4 separate regions of the Homo sapiens genome follow, and all the other regions are linked to region 1. Evidence: chromatin contacts called from ENCODE Hi-C or POLR2A ChIA-PET data. All regions are on one chromosome and are shown on one strand. The core of a region is the stretch at or near the end of the contact, and the rest is flanking DNA. Distances in the headings are between cores, read along the strand shown. Region 1 overlaps NFATC2 (nuclear factor of activated T cells 2). Region 2 holds the start of BCAS4 (breast carcinoma amplified sequence 4). Region 3 overlaps BCAS4 (breast carcinoma amplified sequence 4). Region 4 has its middle 21 kb from the start of MOCS3.

The links. Hi-C counts contacts between places; a loop is a spot of excess contacts on that map. ChIA-PET counts read pairs that join two places held with the same protein, here RNA polymerase II (POLR2A). Pooled maps may share reads with other maps.
Region 2: a loop to region 1 is called in a pooled map, with 3 times the contacts of the local background. The contact joins the promoter of BCAS4 here to the enhancer-like site in region 1. A Hi-C loop is called at or near these places in 2 of 37 single-sample maps with no recorded cell type and 5 of 50 pooled maps. POLR2A ChIA-PET finds 5 or more read pairs at or near these places in 1 of 52 experiments (OCI-LY7).
Region 3: a loop to region 1 is called in a pooled map, with 6 times the contacts of the local background. The contact joins two enhancer-like sites. A Hi-C loop is called at or near these places in 9 of 37 single-sample maps with no recorded cell type and 4 of 50 pooled maps.
Region 4: a loop to region 1 is called in a pooled map, with 10 times the contacts of the local background. The contact joins two enhancer-like sites. A Hi-C loop is called at or near these places in 6 of 50 pooled maps. POLR2A ChIA-PET finds 5 or more read pairs at or near these places in 3 of 52 experiments (AG04450, activated B cell and activated T-cell).

Annotation. Positions count from the first base shown.
Region 1 is chr20:51,527,434-51,533,456 of GRCh38, reverse strand. All of the region lies in intron 1 of NFATC2 (nuclear factor of activated T cells 2), which reads left to right. Among named protein-coding and RNA genes, the nearest start is that of NFATC2, 12 kb to the left of the region's middle. RefSeq lists enhancers at 1-555, 1,987-2,156, 2,197-2,246. Within about 2 kb of position 3,881, at least 7 of the 41 ENCODE cell types and tissues checked have a DNase peak (open chromatin) inside an H3K27ac peak, as active enhancers do; they include OCI-LY7, where a contact is called at or near this core.
Region 2 is chr20:50,791,542-50,797,564 of GRCh38, reverse strand. BCAS4 (breast carcinoma amplified sequence 4) reads right to left here and starts at 2,504. Exons shown (of 5, transcript NM_198799.4): 1 at 2,392-2,504. The coding sequence starts at 2,481. RefSeq lists a silencer at 1,952-2,771.
Region 3 is chr20:50,816,080-50,822,102 of GRCh38, reverse strand. It overlaps BCAS4 (breast carcinoma amplified sequence 4), which reads right to left. Exons shown (of 5, transcript NM_198799.4): 2 at 3,821-3,892. Among named protein-coding and RNA genes, the nearest start is that of BCAS4, 24 kb to the right of the region's middle. RefSeq lists enhancers at 1-181, 1,246-1,747, 2,731-2,780, 3,268-3,317, 3,328-3,377. Within about 2 kb of position 3,607, at least 22 of the 41 ENCODE cell types and tissues checked have a DNase peak (open chromatin) inside an H3K27ac peak, as active enhancers do.
Region 4 is chr20:50,977,208-50,983,230 of GRCh38, reverse strand. No RefSeq gene overlaps it. Among named protein-coding and RNA genes, the nearest start is that of MOCS3, 21 kb to the right of the region's middle. Within about 2 kb of position 3,075, at least 3 of the 41 ENCODE cell types and tissues checked have a DNase peak (open chromatin) inside an H3K27ac peak, as active enhancers do.

The DNA of each region.
Region 1 (6,023 bases), core at 2,632-5,131:
GGTGTGACAACCTGACTCTGGTCATTAATACACATGATTCATTGATTGAGAATCTACTTACTGTTAGGTGGTGTATGTGTGTGACTGGGTGGGGCGTGGGCAGCAGTGGTCTGGGGGCTTGTCAGAAAGTTTGCTGAGTGTCAGATTTGTTATTTGGAGGCAACCCATTGCTTTTCAAAGGGGTTCTTTCTCTAGGTTGTGCACACCTGCCGGATGAAGAATCTGTCCACCTTCCTGCTCTGTTTTGGGATTCTTTGTGGCCCCTGATGGGCAGGAAGTTATGAGAGTTGTCGGGGCGAGTGGCAGGAGGCGAGGTTTGCCTCTCTGTCTGCTCCCCTTTCCTCCGGCTACAGATCTGCGGTGCCAGCTGTGGCATCCTAAGTGCTGCCTTGGCGACAGACTGTCATGTCCCAAACCCAGGCCCTGGGACTCACGCCACCTCGGCATCGGGGTGAGCTCATCAAGCCGTGGGTCGGATCAGCTTGGCCAGGGATCAGTGGAGCCCTGTGGCCCTGCTGCCCATCGGAGGGGCATCCAGCCCCCAGGCCAGGCCCTGCTTCTCTCTTCCCAGCCACTCAAGCCTGAAAGCTCCATTTGCCTCTGCCCCTCCCTGTGCCCCCCAAGGACGGCTGCCTCTCAGAGGTTCCCTAGCTGGGTTTCTATTTTGGTCATACGATTCTGCTTCCCGAAAATTCCACCCGCCTGCAGTTCTAGGCAGAGAAGATGTTCTCTTGCTGTTCCTTTTTTCAAAAGTGATCTGTTGGCTGGCGGGTTGGCGCTGAGCGAGCGGCCACCTCAGACTTGGCTGTGTGTCCGTCTGCGAGGGTGAGCAACAGGCTCACAGAGCTTCCAGGGGGAGAGGCGCTGGCGGGGACCACTGTGTGGCCTGAGTGGATTTTTAAAATAATCTTTGACTCAATCCTGGGGCAAAAGGAGAGACTGTGAACATTCCCGAAGAAAGGAATCTGTGTCTTCAGTTGTCAGGGGCAGCCCACCTCCCGAGTGAAATGATGAGGCCCCCAGAGTGATTTCTTTTCCGGGGGGGATCCTTGCTTCCCTGTGTCAGGGTCAGGGTGTCGCCATCCAGGAAATCACCTCTTTCCTGAGATGCAGGATAAAGTAGTGGTTAGGGGGGTGGAGGAGCCAGGTTGCCTGAGAATGAATCTTGGCTCTGCTACTTAGAAGCTGTGTGACCTTGGGCAAATTACTCACCCTCTCTGAGCCTCATTTTCCCCCTATATAAAATGGGGAAACGATATCAGCTGCTTCATAGGGTTCTTGTGAGACAAATATGAACATACACTAGATGCGTACAGTTCTCGATATAAAGTAAGTGGTATAGATGTGCTAGTATTTTGATTATGACAAGCGGCTCACTGACCCACTAACACTTTAGTAAGATTTAGTCGATCCACTGCCAGGTAGCCTGGGAGGAAAAGTACAAAGTGTGGAATGGAGAGGGTGTTGGAAGCACGTTTTACCTCCTCCACACATTTTCTGAAGGTCAGCAGGATCTGAGGTAAAAAGAGAATTCCTAAAGTGCTGACCAACCCATTTTATTTTTATAAAAATGTCTTCCTTTTTTTCGTAATGCTTTCGAAGGGGTTGGGGACTAGTGCGTTCAAGTTGTTGTAAAATAGACTAACTATAGCAGGGAAAGGGCAGAATTGTCACCGAAAAGATTGTTCTTTCAATAATAATCCAGTAGGCCCCATTTACTGGGTATTGATTCTGTGTGTCTTGGGCTTTGCATAGGTTAGGGAAACCGACAGGCTTGTATCATCACCAGTGTCATCACCCCGTGTCACACATGAGGACATGGAGTTTCCCCAAGTCTCACAGCCGGGGGTGGGAGTGGATCTGGAGTCCCCTAACCCCGTGCTACCCTCTGTTGACTGAGACCTGGATCTCAGCGTAGAGCTCTTGCTTGGTGGGGCAAAGAGGAGGGCTGAACTGGCCTCCCCAGCAATCTTGTCCTGTAGTTTTTGGGAGTGGCCAGAGATTTCTCCACATATTCACAGGGCCTACCTATTGGGTAAGCACCCAGGAACTTGATGAAAGGAGGGGTGATAAGAATGAGAACTTTCAGGTGTCTGCCACAGAGATGAGCGTCACCTGCCAGGGCTGAGAGTGAGAAGATGTCTCATTTCTGAATCAGTTCAGGTTGAGGGCGTGAGTCATGAGTTGATGCTTCCAGCAGTCTTTGGGCCTCTGCTGTGCGCAGGCCTCCTGTGCCATGCTGGGGCTCTAAAGCCAGGAGCCGTGGTTCTCAGCTGGGGGCGAGCCTGCCTGGCAGGAGATGTTTGGCGATGCCTGGAGACATTTTTGGTTGCCACAACGGGGAGAGGGACAGGGCAGCTGCTATTGGCATCCAGTGGGTAGGTGGCTGTGAGGATCAAGTAATTTACTACATGTAATGTGCTTATAACAATGCCTAGCATGTAAGTTCTCAATATATTTTAGCTGCTTTTTCTGCATTATAATCATCTTCATAATAATTATTGATGTAAGACTCCTATCTGCCTCTAAGAACCTCAGAGTCTAGAGGGTAGACAGACGAGTGAATCCATAGATAGACTTCAATGTGGGACTCTGTGGGACCTGGGAGTGTAGAAGAGCTGCCTGATCCAGCCTGGGGAAACAGGGAGGGCCTCCAGGAGGGGGTGGCTCAGGTCAAGTCATGATGGATAAATAGTGGCTTGTTAGGAGATGTAAGGTCGGGAGGTATGGAAGGGAGTTCTGGGTAAGGGGAACAGCATGTGCGTGACATGGAGGTACAGAGGCCCTTGAGCAGCAACCTCTGAATCCCCCATCCCTGCTTCTATCTTCTTCCTCCCTTTGGTACTGATGCTTCGTATGCAGGCCAGGTACCTCCCATGGTAGGTGAAATGGATTTTAGGTGGTCCACCAGTGAGGACGTTGTATGTGCTAAGAACTATTTTTCAGCGCTATTTTCTCTTTGAACTAGTCAGAAGGAGTGGAGTTTCAGGCCAGGCATGGTGGCTAATGCCTGTAATCCCAGCACTTTGGCAGGCCGAGGTGGGCAGATCACTTGAGGTCAGGAGTTCGAGACTAGCCTGACCAACATGGTGAAACCCTGTCTCTACTGAAAACACAAAAAAATTAGCCGGGCATGGTAGTGGTCACCTGTAATCCCAGCTACTCAGGAGGCTGAGGCAGGAGAATCGCTTGAACCCGGGAGGCGGAGGTTGCAGTGAGTCGAGATCGCACCACTGTACTCCAGCCTGGCAACAGAGCAAGACTCTGTCTCAAAAAACAAAAAACAAACAAACAAAAAAGGAGTAGCGCTTCAGTGAGGTACTGCTGTACCATTGACACCTTTCTTTCTAACACTGGCTCCTCCCTTTCCCTGTTCCTAGGTCTTGACTTTCTGGGGTCTTGGAAATGTTCCATATTTTGATTATGTTGGTGGTAGCAAGAATGTATGACATTTGGCAAAACTCGTCAAACTCTATACTCAAAACACTGACATCTGTGTATATGAGTTATACCGCAGAAGCATTGGCGGGGGCGGGGCTGTATAAAGCCTCAGACTCAGAGCCTTTGCCCAGCCACTGTGTCTTGCTTGAATTTAGTAAGTTTTATTTTTATTGTATTTTTACCCTACCTTCTATTTATGGAGGTGACATTGATTTTCCATCTGCAGTAGTGGTGTAAAGTTTCCTTTTAAAATAAAAAAAAAATAAGTGAGTGAATTTAAATACTAGAAGTATTAAGTAAATACTTTTTGGTGGCACATGGATAGAGCAAAGATCGTGCAAGTGGTTAAAAAAAAAGCAAGCTTTTTGGAAATCCTCCTGAGAACATTTGGTGGTTCTGAGATGAAACTAACTTCACCCAGTGCCGTGCGGGCATCGTGATGACTGTAAGAAAGCCGCCTGTGAGCGTGGCAGTTGTTTAAGGAGAAATAGTGACGAATCTCAGCCACTGACTTAGAGAAATATTTTAATGATGTGCTATTTGTGAAATTTACTGTCAAATACCCAGGGGACTGAGAATTAAATGATTATTAATTATCTTCATATTCCCTGCTTGCTGGTAAACATTTAAAGTCTTGTCAAGAGGAAAAAAAAAAAACTGCCGCTTGGATTAATGAAAACCAATGTAAATGCTTTAAATACTTTTGCTCAGCACACTGGAGCTTTCTGTTTTTCAGAGCTCCTAGGGAGTGTGAGTGATGTGTGTTTTCAGGACTGCGTTTCTGTGGACTGTGCACATCAGCCCCAAGGGTGTGTTTCTGATAAGATACAGTGCAGTTCTTCTGATACGGCCGGAATTTTTGCTAAGAAACTTTTTGTGTTTTGTTTTTCTGGTTCGAAGGGCAGTGAATTCTCAGAATGTTGTCGGCCATGGGTTTGACATTCCTCTTTTCCTAGATTAAAACTCTGTGCTCTGTTACCTTCTAGGAAGGCGTGTGTGTGTGTATGTGCGAATTCAAATACACATTTACATTAAACTACAGCCTCACAAGAACTCCAGGCCTTACAGATGCTAGCTAGAAAAATCAAAGGATTTCAGAGCCAGAAGCCACCAAGGAAACTGATTCAGTTTAATGCTGTTCAGTTATAAATGAGAAGGTGTTGAGGCCTCCAGTGGGTGGGGGACTTTTCCAAAGTCACGCTGCTACTTAGTGGCGGAGCAGGACTGCACTCTTCATTTCCTGCTTCGTAAAACAGGGTTTCATTACTGTATATCATGCTATGTCACCTACCACCTATGAAATAAAATTAAAAATGTTTCTTTTGGGAGTTACATTTATTTTCTTACACAATTACACAAATCAAAGGAAGTCTCCTTTCTGCCATGCCACTGTCCTCCCATTCCTTAGTTCCCCTCCCTGGAGGATGTCACTATTACTTGTGACTTCCAGAGAAAGCCTGTGCATCCTTCAGCTGTGCGTGTACATCTGTCTGTGTGTGTACATATGTGTGTGTACATCTGTCTGTGCGTGTACATCTGTACATCTGTGTATATATGTGCAGGTGTAATCTGTATACATCTGTGTGTACATCTGTCTGTGTACATTGTGTGTACATCTCTCTGTGTTTGTGTACATCCTCTCACTTTTTATGCTGTGCACACTATACAGCTTGCTTTTCTCTAATACTAAATCTCAGTGGTCATTCCATGTCAATGCATAAAGAACTTCTTCAGGCCTTTTTGTAGCTATACTGTATCCCATCATATGAATGAGCCAGAATTAATTCATCCCCAATAGATGGGCTTTGGGTTGCTTCCAGTCTTTTGGGATTACAGTCAGGGTTGTAGTAATGAATCTTAAGCATACACAGGTCATTTTGCACAGGTGAGAGTATATCTGCAGGAAGAATTTTTTTTTTTTTTTTTTTTTGGGACAGGTTCTCATCCTGTCACCCAAGCTGGGAGGTGGTGGTACGATCATGGCTCACTACAGCCTTGATCCTCCCACCTCAGCTTCTCCAGTGGCTGGGACTACAGGTAGGTGCCACCATGCCCAGCTAATGAAAAAAAAATTTTTGTTTTAGAGATGGGGTCTCTACGTTGCCCAGGCTGGTCTTAAACTCCTGACCTCAAGCAATCTTCCTACCTCTGTCTCCCAAACGGTTGGGATTCCAGGTGTGAGCCACCATGACTGGCCCAGGATGAATTTCTAAAAGTAGCATTGCTTGGTTCCGAGGGCACATGTGGTTCCGGGGGCACGTGTGTTTGGAATTTTCATGGATATTACAAAATGACCCTCTCTAGAGTTATAGCCTTCTATCTTTTGGTTTGGATATTAGCATCTTTGAGTAATAGTTTATTCCAGGTAGACTTTTCTGAACTTGCCTCATTCATTCAGCCAACACATCCTTTCTGAGGGCCTGTTTAGTGGCAGGACCATTCCAAGTGCTTAGGGGCATGGCGGAGCAAGAGTCCTCATGGCATTTGCTGATTGGTGGGGGTGGATCTCGAGGTCGAGGGAAGGGCAGACTGGAGGTCGAGGGAAACGGAGCACTCCACAGTTCCTCAGTCGTTATGGTGAG
Region 2 (6,023 bases), core at 1,255-3,754, 730 kb after region 1:
ATTTTTAATTTTTTATATTTTAACATTTTTTTGTAGAGACAGGGGTTTCCCTGCGTTGCCCAGACTGGTCTTGAACTCCTGGTCTCAAGTGATCCTCCCACCTCAGCTTCCTAAGTCGCTGGAATTACAGGCATAAGCCACTGTACCCTGCCTCCATGCTATTTTTTTAAATTGAGATATAATTCACAAACCACAAAATTCACCCTTTCAAAGTGTACGATTCAGCAGTTTTCAGTATATTCACAAATTTGTGCAACCAACACAACTATCTAACATCCAGAACATGTTCATTACACCAAAACGAAGCCCCATACCTTCCCATTAGTAGTCCCCACACATTTTTCCATGCTATTTTGAGTAAAGAAAAGCAAGTTGCAGGACAGTATTACAGCAGCAAGTGAGGTTTCATTTAAAACTAATATAGATGGGCCAGGCATGGTGGTACATGCCTATAATCCCAGCACTTTGGGAGGCTGAGGCCAAAGGATCTCTTGGGCCCAGGAATTCAAGACCCGCCTGGGCAACATAGTGAGATCTCGTCTCCACAAAATAACTTTGTTTTAAAAGTTAACCTGACATGGTGGTGCGCACCTGTGGTCCTGGCTATGCGGGAGGCTGAGGTGGGAGGATCACTTGAGCCCAGGAGGTTGAGGCTACATTGAGCTATGATTGTGTCACTGCACTCCAGCCTGGGTGACAAAGTGAAACCCTGTCAAAAAAAAAAAAATTAAAAACGTCTGTTCAAAAATTATTTTAAAAATATGTGGAGATGGCTGGGCGCTGTGGCTTACGCCTGTAATCCCAACACTTTGGGAGGCCGAGGAGGGTGGATCACGAGGTCAAGAGATAGAGATCATCCTGGCCAACATGGTGAAACCCCGTCTCTACTGAAAAATACAAAAATTAGCTGAGCATGGTGGCACACGCCTGTAGTCCCAGCTACTCGGGAGGCTGAGGCAGGAGAATTCCTTGAACCTGGGAGGCGGAGGTTGCAGTGAGCTGAGATCATGCCAATGCACTCCAGCCTGGTGACAGAGCAAGACTCCATCTCAAAAAAAAAAAAAAAAAAAAAAAAAATATATATATATATATATATATATATATATATATATGGAGAAAAAGAAAAAGAAAAAAGAGAAAACTCATATATATGTATATATATATATATGGAAAGATATTTTATGGTTTTTTTTTTTGAGAGGGAGTTTTGCTCTTGTTGCCCAGGCTGGAATGCAATGGCTGATCTCAGCTCACTGCAGCCTCCGCCTCCCAGGTTCAAGCGATCCTCCTGCCTCAGCCTCCCAAGTAGCTGGGATTACACACCCGGCTAATTTTTGTATTTTTAGTAGAGACGGGGTTTCACCATGTTGGTCAGGCTGGTCTCGAGCTCCTGACCTCAGGTGATCCACCCGTCTCGGCCTCCCAGTAGTGCTGGGATTACAAGCGTGAGCCACCAGGCCTGGCGAGATAGATTTTTTTTTAAATGTCTCACTCTGTCGCCCAGGCTGGAGTGCAGTGGCATGATCAAGCCTCACTGCAGCCTCACTCTTCCCCGTCCCCTATCCCCATCCCAAGCAATCCTCCTGCCTCAGCCTCCCAGAATGCTGGGACCACTGGCATGAGCCAATACTCTGCCTAGGCAGATACAGATATCTACATTTGTAAATGCATTTTAAATGTCCGGAATGATTTATACCAAACAGTTAATGCTGGTTTTCTAAGAAAACTAGAATTGGGGTGGGAGAGAAAAGAGAAAGGGGTGCATAGCCTTTATGTTAAATACTCCTGTACTGCTTTTGTGGTTTAAAAAGAGAATGGGTTGAATTTCTGACCGTAAATAACTCCTAGTGAACTCAGACAAATAACTTTTTCACAACAGCGTCGACAGATGCCTCCAGCCGGAAGGTAGAGGGTCTCGTTTTAGATCTGCTTTTCACTTGGTGCTTTTAAAATAGAAAGCGCAGACAGAGGCGTGGTGTTTTCGCTCCGAGCTGCAGCAGCGCAGCGCGGCCCGCACAGCCGCAGCCTGAGGCGCCGCTCGGCCCGGGCACCGCTCGGAGGTAGCCGGGGCAGCAGAGGTCCCGGGGTCCGCCTCTCCCAGGGCCGGCCTGGCAAAGGGCGGCGCCTGAGGACCCGGCGGATGCTGGGGGACCCGGGTGGGGAGGGAAAGCGAGCCTGGGCCTCCGGGGCCCGGTGTCGCCCGGAGGAGCGAGCAGGGACGACCCGCTGCACATCTCTGCGTGGCGCCCCGCAGCCACCCTTCAGGAAGGGGGGAATCCCCGGGCCCCCCACTCCGGGAGCGAGAGGATGCTCCGGGGAAGCCGAGGGTCCGGAGCCCGGACCCCTAACCGCGAGAACCCTCTCCTCCAACTCCACAGCCCCGTCCCCTACCTCGGCCCCAGGCTCGGGGGTCAGGAAGAGCGCGAGCTCGCGCGCCCCGCTGCGCATGGGCTCCGGCTGATCAGCGTCCACGAGCAGCATCAGGAGGGCGACGGGGTCCGGCTGGCGGAGGCTGCCTGGGAGCCCGTGGTTGCGCCCGGGCCTCGGAGCCCCGCCCCCGGTCCGCTGCATGCCCCGCGGACCGCCTGGCGGAGGCGGGGCAGGTGCGCTCCCGGCGGTCGCGGCTCGCAGCTCCAGGAGCGCCGGGCCGAGCGGGCAGCGCCACCCAGTGGCGAGCGGCGCGCGCTGCGCCCGCCCCCGCAGCACCTGGGCATCAGTGCTTTGCAAACTCGCTTGCAGATGGCAGTCACCTGGAGCTCTTTTAGAATTTCCCAAGCCTGGACCACACCGTCTCTGGGTTAAGACCTGGGCATCAGGATCTTTTGATGTTTGTTAGGTGGTTCCAACCAGATTGTTGACCCAAAGCTAAATTTGAGAACTATTGGGGCAAGCCACCCCTCCCCATCGGAATCCCGGTAGAGTACAGGCTCCCGGCCCCGGACCCGGCCGTAAAATAGAATCCCCGGGAAGCTTTTAAAAGCCCGGAAGCCAGGCCTCGCACCAGGCCGATTAAGTTGGAATCCTTCGGAGTGGGGCTTGGGCATCGGTAGTTTCTAAAACTCCCCGGGTGATTCTAACGGGCGTCCGGGTTAGAGAGGCGCTAGCTTAGAGGAAGCCCAAAGCCGCCCGCCCCCCACCCGTTCCCATCCTACTAAAGCATCTAGTTTGCATCGGGCGGAGGGTCCTGGAATTTAGGGAAGGCCGAGTGTGACGGTCCTCGTCTTCCTCTTCGGTGCGGATTTTAAAATAAACTTCACCAGGAAACTATTGAGCGCACTACATTTCACAACCGCACCCACTCCCTCCATGCCCTCGGAGGCCGGCCTAGATAGACCCTTTACAAGCCTTGGGGCTGAAGAGAGCGAGGTGCGCCTCATCTCCCACCCCAACAGTGCTAATGAGGAAAGTACTAAAAGGCAAATAGGTATAAGACAAGTCTGAAGTTTTGATTTTTCGTTTGATGACTTATTTTTATTTTTAATTAATTAATTTTTTTTTTTTGGAGACGGAGTCTCGCTCTGTCGCCCAGGCTGGAGTGCAGTGGTGCGATTTCGGCTCACTGTAACTTCCACATTCCGGGTTCAAGCAATTCTCCCCCTCCCTCAGCCTCCCGAGTAGCTGGGATTACAGGCGCCTGTCACCACGCCCGACTAATTCTAATTTTTGTATTTTTTAGTAGAGACGGGGTTTCGCCATGTTGGCCAGGCTGCTCTCGAACTCCTGACCTCAGGTGAGCCACCTGCCTCGGCCTCCCAAAGTGCTAGGATTACAGGCGTGGGCCAGCGCCCCCTGCCTGCTGACTTTTCTTTAAATGTTAAATCGCCTCACAAAAAAAAAAAAAAAAAAAGGCTGAGCTGCTTGGGCAAACATAAGGAGACTCCATCTCTCTAAAAGAAAAAAAAAAATTAAAATTGCAGGATGTGGTGGGGCACAACTGTAGTCCTAGCTACTGGAGAGGCAGATGCAGGAGGATTGTTTGAGGCCAGGAGTTCAAGGCTACCGCGAGTTATGATCGCACCACTGCACTCCAGCCTGTGTGACACAGTGAAACTCTGTCTTTTGTTGTTGTTGTTGTTTTTTAAAAAGGAGGGGCTGGTATCAAGGGTGCAAATAAATATATAGGACGTCCCACACCTTCCTCTCCATTAAATCTGAATTTATATTGTAGTTGGCCACCCTAGGTAGGGGCCTAAACAACACATGTTTGACCTGCCTTTTGTGTAGTCCATCACTGCACAATTCCCACTTCCAAATCTGTCCACTGCTAATTTCTCCCTATCCAAATATCCAGGCCTTCAGGCCAGTCATTTTCTGGAAAATTCTTGGCAAAGACTTGGGCCTCAAGTGCTTAAGGGTTTTATAGGAACTCACTGAGCCCACACTCGGCCATTCGTCATTGTCATGATTTCCCTGATGCTCTGAGCCCTCCTCGCCATCCCCTGGGAGCCGGTCTCAGACCCTTGCCCTTGCCTGCTGGCTAGGCATCTCCCACAAAGAGCCCAGGACTGGCCTCAGATCACCAAATTGACCTGAGCACAGCAAACTTCTCCTGGTGGATAAATCTCAGAAACATAAAGCTAAGGAAGAAAAGTCGTGTTGCAGAAGGCTCTGTAGGGCACTGTGCCATTAGCACAGTTTTTAAAACACGCAGAACCACACTGTATATTGTTTATGGACACCGACAGATGGAGCAAAAGTACAAAGCTGTGCATGGGAACGACGTACCCCATGTTCCAAAAGTGGTTACTTTAGGGCGGGGGAGAAGAAACTGGAGAGGGGTATGGGAGGGAGGGATTTCTTTTTCTTTTCTTTCTTTCTTTCTTTTTTTTGTTTTTTGACAGAGTCTTGCTTTGTTGCCCAGGCTGGAGTGCAGTGGCACAATCTCGGCTCACTGCAAGCTCTGCCTCCCGGGTTCAAGCGATTCTCCTACCTCAGCCTCCCCAGTAGCTGGGATTACAGGAACAAGCACCACCAAGCCTGGCTAATTTTTGTATTTTTAGTAGAGACAGGGTTTCAACATGTTGGCCAGGCCAGTCTCCAATTCCTGGTTTCAAGTGACCCACCAGTCTCGGCCTCCCAAAGTGCTGGGATTACAGGAGTGAGGCACTGCACCCAGCCCAAGAGGGATTTAATATATATATATTTTTTGAGACAGAGTCTCGCTCTGTCGCCCAGGCTGGAGTGCAGTGGCACGATCTCAGCTCACTGCAACCTCTACCTTCCAGGTTCAAGTGATCCTCCTGCCTCAGCCTCCTAAGTAGCTGGGATTACAAGCACATGCCACTACGCCTAATATTTTTTTTTTTTTTGAGACGGAGTCTCTGTAGCCCGGGCTGGTGTGCAGTGGCGCAATCTCGGCTCACTGCAACCTCCTTCTCCAGGGTTCAAGTGATTCTCCTGCCTCAGCCTCCCAAGTAGCTGGAATTACAGGTGCCCACCACCACGCCTGGCTAATTTTTGCATTTTTAGTAGAGACGGGGTTTCACCATGTTGGCCAGGCCGGTCTCGAACTCCCGACCTCAGGTGATCTGCCCGCCTCAGCCTCCCAAAGTGCTGGGATTACAGGCATGAGCCACCGCACCCAGCTACGCCTGACTAATTTTTGTGTTTTTAGGAGAGACGGGGTTTTGCCATGTTGGCCAGGCTGGTCTTGAACTCCTGACGTCAGGTGTTCGGCTGAGAGGGATTTCAATATTCGGAATGTTTTATTTCTTCGGCTGATGTTTGTAGCAATACCAAAACTGTATGAATGTCTAAAATGACTCATTTAAAAAAAAAAAAAAAAAGCCAGGCTGGCATGGTGGCTCACGCCTGTAATCCCAGCACTTTGGGAGTGGGAGGCCGAGGCGGTCGGATCACATGAGGCCAGGAGTTTGAGGCCAGCCTGGCCAACAGGGCGAAACTCCTGTATCTACAAAATATACAAAAGTTAGACAGGAGTGGTGGCACACGCCTGTGGTCCCAGCTACTCGGGAGGCTGAGGTGAGAGGACCACTTGAGCCTAGAGGTCAAGGCTGCAGTAA
Region 3 (6,023 bases), core at 2,358-4,857, 710 kb after region 1:
TGAAGGAGCCAGCTTCGACTCAAATGAGCTGAGTCCTCTGTGCCCTGCTCTAGCCCACAAAATAAATGGGTGGTTGTTTTACATCACCAAATTTTCGGGTAGTTTGACACAGCAATAGATAATCAGAACCATTATTTTCATTTTACGGAGGAAAAAATAAATGTTCTGAGAGGTAACGTGACATGTCCATGGCCCCACAGTAGAAGGAATCAGAAAGTGAAGTGCCAACAATTGGCATTATATCAAATGTTAAAAGAGGTCCCAGAACAGAGGGGTGAATTTCAGTGACAGAGAGTGATCAAGACAGGCTAATGGAAGAACTAATAGAGCAGACGGGAAGCTGGACTTTGATTTCTAACAGCCTAATTTTATCTGAAAGGAAGTGGCTTCTCTCTAAACCGTGCAGCCCAGGGCCTGCCTTCTCTCGGACCTGTAAATTGATCAAACAGTGTTTCTGAAGACCGAGGCAGGGACCTGGGGGGACAGTGGTCCGTGGTGTGACATCACCTGCTCCTAGAGGACCCTACTCATCCCTAACTTGGATTTCAAAGCAGCTCTTAAAGAGAAAAAAGAGGCCCCAAGCTAGGGCTGATCACCGGACACCTCTCTCTGTAGTCATGTAGCCCCACAGCACACAGCAGACATACCAGGTAAGCCAAGCATGAACCTCTAGGGGCCAAGAGGATTTCTAGAATATAAATGGCATTGGCACAGCGTGCCCATGCAGGGGCTGTAAGCTCAAACACCCCCAGGGGTCCCACAAGCGTCACATATTTGCAGAACTGGCTGGGCACATTCTGTCAACACAGACACATGGGAAGAGTCTTTGCTTCCAAAAGGATGCATGTTCTCTTCCATTTCTTGGAACATGGGATCCTCTTGGTCTGGCTTTACTTTCCCACTTTCAGTAGGGTCAAAAGAACAGAGAAACATCATCTATCAAAAATACACAAGCACGTGGCGGCTGTGGAGTCAGGAAGGCTCCCCGGGAGCAGCCAGCACTGTATCAAGCTGGAAAGCACGCTTGCTGCCCACAGCAGGTGGTCGCTTGCTTGCCACGTGACATGGCGGCCGATGCTTGCAAGGTAGGAATGAGTACCCCAGGAGGGCCAGATCTTTGCTTTTCTGAGAGAAGCCGGAACTCTAGATTTTTCACATGAAATTCTAAAAATGTCACAAGCTAATGCCTGCTTTTTTCCCCCCCAGAAACATCAAATTATCTGCAGGCAGGATTGGACCTGTGGGTCATCTGTGTGTGGCCTCAGGATTAAATCTTTCCATGAAGCATCTCCAGGCTTCGAGTTAGGAGGACCTGCCTGATGCTGCCTGCAATCTTGAGTCTCCTGGCAACACAGACACACACACTTCCCACCACAGGAAGCTGTGATGGTTTTTCAGGGCTGGGCCACATGGGTCTCTCCGCCTGTCCACATGGACTTCTGCCCCCAGCCCTCTTCAGGCTGATGCTGGGTCTCCTTGCGCAGAATGCCCATGTGGATGACGGGATGGGATTTGAAAACAAAGGTGTCCCTGGAGCATCCATCCACACCATCCTCCCGACCTGCCTTCCCTGCCCGCAACCACGATCCTTCACCCAGTGCCCAGCCATACCACATCCCTGGCCTCCCCGCCTTTGCACAGGCTGGTCCCTCTGCCTGAATGCACTCCTTCCCCATCTGTTGAATTCTCTATTTCTCCTTACAGCCCCAGATTCATCACCACCTGTTATACGAAGCCTTCCCAATTTCCTAGGCAGGACTTAGCACCCCTGGCTCTGGAATCCCTTCACACCTTGACCTTACCTTGACAACAGCACTGTAGCATGGGACGGCACCAACTGATACCCAAATCAGTCTCCCCACATACACTGGGGCTTGATGGGAATGGAGATGGACTGAACTCTCTTTGCATACTCAAGTTTATGACGGGGCCCATTCATGAGAAAGTGCCCAATGCAGCCGGGCATGGTGGCTCACGCCTATAATCAATCCCAGCACTTTGGGAGGCCGAGGCGGGAGGATCACTTAAGGCCAGCAGTTCAAGACCAGCCTGGTCAACATGCTGTCTCTACTAAAAATACAAAAATTAGCCAGGCATGGTGGTGCATGCTTGTAATCCCAGCTACTCAGGAGGCTGAGGCAGGAGAATCACTTGAACCCGGGAGGCAGAGGTTGCAGTGAGCCGAGATTGCATCACGGCACTCCAGCCTGGGGGACAGAGCGAGACTCTATCTCGAAAGGAAGGAAGAAAGGAAGGAAGGAAGGGAGGGACGGAGGGAAAGACGGAAAGACAGAAAGACGGAAAGACAGAAAGACAAAGACAGAAAGAGAAAGAAAGAGTCCAATGCGTGGTGGTAAAGAAAGGACAATCCAGGCTGTTAAAAGCCTGTCTTGTTACCTAGCTCCCACCTGGACCCACATCTGAACGTAAAAATTGACTCAAGAGAAGAAACCATATAGGTCCTCTTGGGATTTCTGCTGTGACCCTAGAGGCTGGGCCGAGGTCCGCTGAATAGGTAGGGATGACTCAGTGCCTGCTGTCTAGGGTGGCTTTGTGCCGGGCACAAAGAAAGGCGTTCAATGAACATCTGGGGCTGCTGTTACTGTTACTCCCTTGGGTTCTCACAAACACTCTCAGGGTCCGGACACGGTGCTTCTCAGGGACATAAACGCACACCACTGGGCCCAGGTGGCCAGGCTTCCTCCACTCTGGGGAGACACAGGGCCTGGTCACAATATGGAGCTCTACCCTTTGGGCCTCCAGGCAGACACCTCAAGCCCAGGTTACTGGTTTGCCTCTAATAAGCTTGGGAGCTTCTAGAAAATTCTATCAGCACTCCTGGGGGCTCCACACCTGGCTGGCAGCAATCCTAGGAACACTGGGATCTAGAAGCAATTTCTTTTTCTTTTCTTTTTTTTTTGAGACACAATCTTGATCTATCACCCAGGCTGGAGTGCAGTGGCGCAATCTCAGCTCACTGCAACCTCCACCTTCCGGGTTCAAGCAATTCTCCTGCCTCAGCCTCCTGAGTAGCTAAGATTACAGGCGCCTGCCACCACACCCGGCTAATTTTTGTATTTTTGGTAGAGGCAGGGTTTCACCATGTTGGTCAGGCTGGTCTTGAACTCCTGACCTCAAGTGATCTGCCCGCTTTGGCCTCCCAAAGTGCTGGGATTACAGGTGTGAGCCACTGCACCCAGCCTCTAGAGGCGATTTCTAGAGACTCTGGCGTGGGAGGCTTTGTCTTCTGGGCCATTGTCTTCCATCTTCCTCCTCAGCCAGGCTAGTAGATTTGGGCCAACCAGACAGAGTAGGAGGTAAAAGCAGAGAGAACAGAAGGATTCAGGAAGGAACTCGATGCCCAACTCCACCACGGGCTGTGGCCTGGGCAAGAGGCTCCTCCTAGGCCTCGCAGGCCTGAAGCCATTTCCTGGCTGTCTCCATGTTTGCACAGGGGACGGTGCAGAGCTGAGGAAAGTTAAATATAGTCTAGCGTCCCCGCTGAACGGCTCCCTGCATCGGTGCCCGAGAGTGCCACCTTGTGGTCCACTCCTGGCTCCTCTGCGGAATAAAAACCATCTCGAGGGAAGGACGAGATCAAGATGGCCGCCTCAGGAAGCACTTGGGGTTGAGTGAGAGAGAGAGAGCGAGAGAGAGAGAGAGGAGGGAGTGTTTGCACGTGGCTTTCCTCTCAGCGCTGGCCGCTGCCCCATTCCTCCTGGTTGCTAACTCACCACCAAAATGGCTTCCGCAGAAAACTCCAGCAAGGGCCTGAAGTCTGGCCTGGGCCTAAACCCACGCCTTCCAGGCAGCCACTCACCAGGTCAGCCAGGCTGCAAAACTCTTCCAGCCTGAGGAGCATGCCCTCGATGGTCTCCTCCACCTCCTTCGCCTGAAAAAGAGACGATATCCTGGAGATTAGCAAGTGGTTTCCAGGGAGACAAACACCCTTCATTTTTTTTTTTTTTTTAAAGCAAACTAAGTCTTAGGATTATGTGCCCGGTTCCTGCTCGACCCCCTTCCACTGCCTCCTTTGAAAGAGCAATAAACAGGCAGCAGTCCTGGCGCCCATCACGGAGGACTGGTTAAAGCCACCACGGCCTCTCCATTCTATGCAGCTTTCAAAAGAGACAAGATCAACAAATACAGGAAATAACAAAGCTACCCGTATCCTCCACGTTGTACAGATGAGGACACGGAGGCTCAGAGAGGTGGGGTAACCTGCTCAAGATCACACAGTTAACAAACAGCGGGGCAAGGATCCTAATCCAGATGGAGTCCACAACCTCACAGCCTGCTCTAATAAACACAGTGGCCCCGGTGATACCCCGGAGAGGAAAAGCAAGCTGCAGACGGTGTCAGATACAAACCATACCAAAAAAAATGTGTGAGGCGGGCGGATCACCTGAGGTCAGGAGTTTGAGACCAGCCTGACCAACATGGCAGAACCCCGTCTCTACTCAAAATACAAAAATTAGCCGGGCATGGTGGCGTGTGCCTGTAGTCACAGCTACTCCGAGGCTGAGGCAGGAGAATCGCTTGAACCTAGGAGGCGGAGGCTGCAGTGAGCCAAGATTGCACCACTGCACTCTAGCCTGGGCAACAGAGCGAGACTCCGTCTCAAAAAAAAGTACATGTCTTCACAGAGAAAGGCCTGGAATGATATGTGCCAGACTGCTAATAGTTAAGAGATGTGCTTATACTTAAAAAATTTGTTGTTTATCTGAAATTCAAATTCAACCGGGCATCCCATAGTTTCTTTGGAAACCCTATTAACAGGGCTTACTTAGCCCTGGGCAGGAGGAGTTGGGAAAGGGACTCTGACAAGGGAAACTTGAATTTTTTATGTTATGTAAAGGGTCCATGGCCGGGAGCAGTGGCTTATGCCTGTAATCCCAACATTTTGGGAGGCCGAGGCAGGAAGATCACTTAAGTCCAGGAATTCGAGACCAGTCTGGGCAACATGGTGAGACTCCATCCCTTTAAAAAAAAAAAAAAATTAGCCCAGGTGCACTGGCTCACGCCTGTAATCCCAGCACTTTGGGAGGCTGAGGCGGGCAGATCACGAGGTCAGGAGATCGACACCATTCTGGACAATGTGGTGACCCCATCTCTACTAAAAATACAAAAATTAGCCGGGTGTGGTGGCACACACCTGTAGTCCCAGCTACTCAGTAGGCTGAGGCAAGAGAATCGCTTGAACCCGGGAGGCGGAGGCTGCAGTGAGCCAAGGTCACACCACTGCACTCCAGCCTGGGCGACAGAGCGAGATTCCGTCTCAAAAAAAAAAAAAAAAAAAAAAAAAAAAAAATTAGCCAGGCATGGTGGTGCATGTCTGTAGTCCCAGCTACCCAGGAGGCTGAGGCTGCAGTAAGCAGTGATCGCACCACTGCACTCCAGGCTGGGCGACAGAGTGAGAACTTGTCTTTAAAAAAAGAAGAAGAAATAAAACCCAGTCATCAGGCTGGACATTAACATAAATGAGTGAAACAGGCCATCAGGCTTGTGATCTGAGAGGTGCTCATCCAGTCCTCCAGCTGCTGGCCACTAGCTGCCATCAGGAAATGCAGGCCCGGAGCTGCCAGATCTTTCCATTTTCCAAGAGAAGCCAGAAATCCTAATTTGATAGGAAATGCCCCAATGTTTAAACATTGGAACACATTTAAAAAACCCTTTAATGCTTCACAAATTAAGCCAATAACGAACGTGCAGAGGGCCTGCCAGTGTACAACTGCTTCATGCACTTGTGTAAAAATTAGGGAAATAATTAGCGGTTTGGCCAGGCGTAGTGGCTCACGCCTGTAATCCCAACACTTTGGGAGGCCAAGGTGGGCAGATCACCTGAGGTCAGGAGTTCGAGACCAGCCTGACCAACATGGCGAAACCCCGTCTCTACTAAAAATACAAAATTTAACCAGACGTGGTGGCACGCGTCTGTAGTCCCAGCTACTCAGGAGGCTGAGGCAGGAGGACTGCTTGAACCCAGAAGGAGGAGGTTGCGGTGAGCCAAGATTGTGCCACTG
Region 4 (6,023 bases), core at 1,826-4,325, 550 kb after region 1:
TTCCACTTTTTGGAAACTGCAAATAATACTTCTGTAAACATGAGTGTGCAAATATCTCTCCATAATCCTATTTTCAGTCATTTTGATATATACCCAGAAGTGGACTTGCTGGAACATATGGCAATTTTACTTTGAATTTGCTGGGGAACCGCCATGCTGTTTTCCACAGCAGCCACGCATTTTACATTCCCACCCACTATGCGGCCACGCATTTTACATTCCCACCAGCGATGCACATGGGTTCCAATTCCTCCACATCCTCACCTGTTATTTTCTGTTGCTTTGATAGTATCTATCCTCATGAATGTATAATCCTGTCTACTTTTGATGGATGGGGGCATCTGAAATCTCCAAGCCTGAGGCAGCCAAATTTCGAGAAAGCATCAATAATTCAGGTTCCTCTCTGAGAAAAAGAGAAGTGAATCCCTTGTGAGGATAACTCAAAAAATAATAATATCAAAGCTGGGAGAGAAGTTACAGGTCTTCCAATTCAAGCCCTTCATTTTACAGATGGGAAAACTGAGGCCAGAGAGGAGGGGTGTTTAGCTCTGAGCACAATTTGAGCTGGGAACAAAGTGACAGCTTTCATTCCACCTCACAACACTGTGGCCCGGGTCCAAGATAAATTTGCCTCAGTATTTGACAAGAAGGTTGTTCTTTCTGTCTGAAGGCAGAGTGCCCATGTGACTAAAGACAGTATTTACAGTTGTCAGGGCAGCGGCAATGATGCAGCTGACGCCTCCGGGGCTGGGTGGGGCTCCATGGTTACAGTCAGGGTGGGGCTCTTGCTCATCCTGGTCACTGGCTGGGGCAACACTGGGGTGGGGATGGGTGGGGGGGTCTCTGTCTGAAAGTTGCTGGCACATTCAGAGCCCTGAGCAAGGACTGGTTCCAATTCCCACCTCCCTGCTGTCTGTACACTGCTGGATAGAGATCCACCTTCTTCCCCCAGACCCGGTGCCCCTCGGCAGAGAGAGGGCTACCAGGTCTTACTTATCTAAGAATCCCTGGCCCCTTGCCCCAATCCCAGCCCCAGCTCCAGGCTCTAGACATGACAGCATCTAAGAGATGCCAGGTGCATACAGCTGAGCTTAGAAAAGGCTGGCTGCACACACCTGGGAACCACAAGCCCCTCTGCTCCTCAATCCTTAGAGAGGCAACAGAGCTGAACCCTGATTCTAGAGCCTGGGTTCCAATCCCACCTCTGACACCTGCCACAGCAGGGACCGAGGCCAAGCCCAGTAACCTCTGCCTCAGTTTCTTCATCTGTAAAGCAGGGATAATAATAGTACTCACCTCATAAGCTGATCTTGTGAATTAAATGAGTTAATATTTATGCAGCTGTTAGAACTGGCTCGCAGTTCACAACAATTGCTATGGTTGCGGTGGTTGGGATGTATTTATTTTAATGTCCATTAAGGGAAAAACTAAACCAGTACAGAAAATCTAAGACTTCATAGCCATTATGCTATAAAACAAAACAGACTAAAGTTGTTTAACAACAAAAAAATGGTTTTAAAGAATGTGCCTTTTTAAAGCACAAGTGTACAGAATGACAAATGTTTTAAAGTGATCTGGCGCCCCCTCCTGGTAATGGACAGTAGCTGTCCTGCCAATCCCCCCATTCTGAAACTGCTGAGGTCAGCGCTGTCACTCACTTCCCTCCGGGGACTGACTTAGGAGAAGAGTTGGTCCCATGGGAAGATGGGATGCTCCACATGGCCCGACCTGAGAAATGCATCCCTGCCGTGCTGAAGGAGCTCACCGGTGAGCCCACCCACCTCGCTGCCACTGTTCAATAGTTAAGGAAGTGCTCAAAGCTGGAAGGCGACCCAAACTTGGCCAGCCCCGCACTGTGCCCACCCTGAAATCCCTCTCCGGTTTCCCAGCCCTGCACAGCCCTGCCACAAGCTGGTTTTCTCCCAGGAACGTCTGCAGGATTGAGGAAGCCACAGGGCCCACCGAGGAGGCCCTCCTGCTCTGGCAGGGGTGTCCTGTTGAGCCCTGCTGGCCCAGTCCCAACGGAAGGAAGGAGTGTCCTTGGCTGGACCCCTGGGCTTCACACACCGCGCCGCCCAGTCCTCAGGAAGTCCGCAGAACACAGCCCACACTTCTCACAGTGGCCTGGCCCTGCGTCCTCTAACCCTGACTTTAGCCTGTCCCCTCTCTCTCCTTTCCGGACTCCAGCCACACTGGCCCTGCCTCTTCCTCAAACGCACAGAGCTCTGTCCCACTTCGGAGCATTTGCCTTTGCCGGTGCCTCCACCTGCCTGGGCTGCCTCCACCCAGACCCCAGAGGGCTCACTCCCACCCGCATGTCTGCGCCAGGTCCCGTCTCCCTCGAGGGTCCTGTTGGTGCCAGTCCCCACCTCCCTGTGCCACTGTCCTTTCTCATTTCCTTCAAGCCGGTCCCAACAGTGCAATTGTTGTCTGTCTTTCCCGAAGTCTCGTCTATTTCTCCCACCAGCTGTGAGCTCCAAGGAAACAGGTGTCACACCTGCCCGGCTCACTCCACATCTCCAGCCCACATTGTTCCACAAATGTGTGTTGAAGAGATGAACACTAGCCTCACTTTGCACACAAGGGAACTCAGAGAAGTGAAGTGACTTAAGGACAGACAGAAGTGTCTCCGAAGGTTACACCCTTGACCTGTGCCACACAGCCCAAGTTCAGCATGGCCTCTGAGTAGGGTAGGTCACCTCCCAATGAAGTAACTTTTCCCATTTGAGGGGGTCACCACTGGCCTACGAACCCTCCCACATCACTGACTCTGGTGACATCATACAGGCGAGATTCAGTCATCGGGTCAGCTGCATATGGTGCAATCCCTCAGCCCATGATTCATTCATTCCAACTGACATTTGCAAAGAATGTGTAGACACAATATAAGTGGAACGTTTCACTCACAGGGAAGAGGAACGGGTTACTCATTCCTTTAGCCACTAAATTGGCAAATGAATTTTTACTGCCTCCGAGAGCTGGAGACAAAGGAGGGGCCTATTCTAGATGTGCTTCTAGGCATACTCAAAAACTCAGACACATCACACAGGGGTTTTTTTTAAAGAGTCATCGAATATTCCAAACCTTATTCAGACTATAAGATGGTTGCCAGAGTGATTCAATCAATCATTCCACAAATAAACAAGGAAAGCATGTACTACGTCAGATGGTGACGGAGCCATGGAGAGAAACAAAGCGGGGAAGCCCAAGAGGAGATGCGATTGTAATTGGCATGTCTTAATTTTAAATTATTTAAGTTGACCTGGCACAGTGGCTCGTGCCTGTAATCCTAGCACTTTGGGAGGCCGAGGCCAGAGGACTGCTTGAGGCCAGGAGTTCAAGACCAACTTGGCCAACACAGTGAGCCCCATCTCAAATTTAATAATAATAAAAAATAAAATAAATGAATACATGATTTAAGTTAAGTAATGAAGGAAGGCCTCCCTGAGAAAGCGACATTTGGGCAAAGTGGAAGGAACAGCCCATGCAAAGGCCCGGAGGACCATGCCTGATGTGTTGGAGGCACAGACATAAGGTGGTGGGGGCAGGGCAAGCAGGGTGGTGAGGCTGGAGAGGAAGAGGGCAGATCGGAGTCCTCTGGGCAATGTGACTTTTACCCTGAGTGAGATGAGAGCCAGCGTAGGGTGGTTTTCTGTTTGACTTTTTTCTAGAGACAAGGTCTTGCTCTGTTTTCAGGCAGAGTGCAGTGACATTCTCAGAGATTACTGCAGCCTCCAACTCCCAGGCTCAAGCAATCCTCTGGCATCAGCCCCCTGAGCAGCTGAGGCCACAGGCATGCACCACCATGCCTAGGTAATCATGTGTGTGTGTGTGTGTGTGTGTGTGTGTGTGTGTGTGTGTGTGTGTAGAGATGGGGTCTCGCTATGTTGCACAGGCTGATCTCAAACTCCTGGCCTCAAGCGGGAGTCACAGGCATGAGCCATTGCAGCAGGCCAGAAGGGGGGCATTTTCAGCACAGGCGTAAAAAGATACCCCTGAGGTGTTAACACGTTCCCTCTGGGAACAAGAGACCAGAGAGGAGGTGACTTTAACAGTTCAGCTGAGAGGTGATGGTATGTGGACCAGGTGAGTGATGAGAAGCAGGAAGATTCTGCATGTTTTGAAGGTACAGCCCATAGGGTGTTGATGGCAAACGGAATGTGGGAATAAGAAAAAGAGAGGGGCCAGGAGCAGTGGCTCATGCCTGTAATCCCAGCACTTTGGGAGGCCGAGGCGGGTGGATCACCTGAGGTCAGGAGTTCAAGACCAGCCTGGCCAACATGGTGAAACCCTGTCTCTACCAAAAATATAAAAAATTAGCCGGGCATGGTGGTGGGTGCCTGTAATCCCAGCTACTTGGGAGACTGAGGCAGGAGAATTGCTTGAACCTGTGAGACAGAGGTTGCAGCAAGCCAAGATCACGCTACTGCACACCAGCCTGGGCAACAGAGCAAGAGTGAAGAGGAAGAAGAAGAAGAAGAGGAAGAGGAAGAAGAAGAAGAGGAAGAGGAAGAAGAGGAAGAGGAAGAATAAGAAGAGGAGGAGGAGGAAGAAAGGAAGGAAGGAAAAGAAAAGAAAAAAGAAAAAGAGAGGGGTCAAGAACAATTCCAAGATTTGTGGCCTCAGCACCTGAGAGGATGGAGGCTCCACTTTTGGAGCAGGGGATGGCCGTAGGAAGAGCGGGTTTGGCAAGGTGGGCTCAGGGGAAGTTTAGTGTATCAAACCAAAATTCTGTGGACTCGAAAAGATCAAGATGATCCCAAAATTATTATTCACAGAAACCCAAACATCAGCCCAGCACCAGGGGAAACCACTCAAGCAGTCTAGAGCAGAAAGGGAAAAATGTTAAATGGGTGTGCAGAAACTCATGCTGGAACGAAAGAAGAGATAAAAACAAGCTGCTAGAGAAGAGAAAAGAATGTGCCCCAAGGACCAGAGCATTGCTGGAGGAAGGTAGCGCAGGGAGCCCTCCCTCCCTGCACACAGTCCGGGACCAAGCACAAAACCTCCTTGATTAATCAGTTCCCACTTCTGGTGCCATTAAACCAGAAAACCAGAAAGGAGGTGTCTTCTACTCTGCAGCTTCTAATGAATGCCCAGCTCCTTTGGGAAGGATCCCAATCAATAAGGAGTTGAGAACAAAAAGGGCAAAGTCCCTTAAACAGCCCAGAGTGTCTCAAAGCCTGACAGTCTCCTCTCGGCAGAAACGGTCTAAATGGCAGCTGCCTTGAACGGACGTCTCTCACATCGTACAGCGCCCGGCCCTCTAAGGTGACTAACGGTCCTGTTAACGCCTGAAGACAAACATCTCACATTGTTCAGATTAGCCCCCGCTCCTGGCGACAGCAGGCACAGTTTCTGGACAGTTTTAAATAAAAACAAGAGGGCCTGGTGCCAGAAGTGAGAACTGCAATCCCTGTCAACTGTCACTTTTGCTGACAGTGATGAGGAATGAATGGGTGGCAGCAGATGCGGCTCCTCAGACCCAGTGACCTGGGGCAGAGAAGCCCAGAGGGGACCTGGACATATCGTCAGAAGTTCCAAGATGGGACTAATCAGGAGGTGTGTGGGTGCCGTAAATCCCCAGGACAAAGAAAGATGGTCCTTCTGGGAGTGTGAAGATAAATACGGGCAAAGTTAGCAGAGTCCTCCCTTGGGGCCAGAAGCCTCTAGAATTGCATTTCTATAGGGGACATCTTTTGTTTCTAGCTGCGCAGAGTCTGCCTTGACTTCTGCACGTAAAGCCTGGATTTTATTGTGGAGAACTATGTTAATCATGTCTTTTATTATGTATTTTTGCTGCTTTGACATCTTGGGACCTTGCTGACCCAGAAAGTACATTTCCTCCCAGGGTTAGCCAGTTCCTAGAGACAGTAAACAATTGGACTGTGAACATGTGTTTCAAATACAAACCAACCAATCCAGAGCCAGCAGCACCTCCTCTACTGGGCTGTCACACTCCTAGCCACTGTGTGCCTGCCCTAAGGCCACTAACACCCTGAGCCACCGGACAACGAGGGACC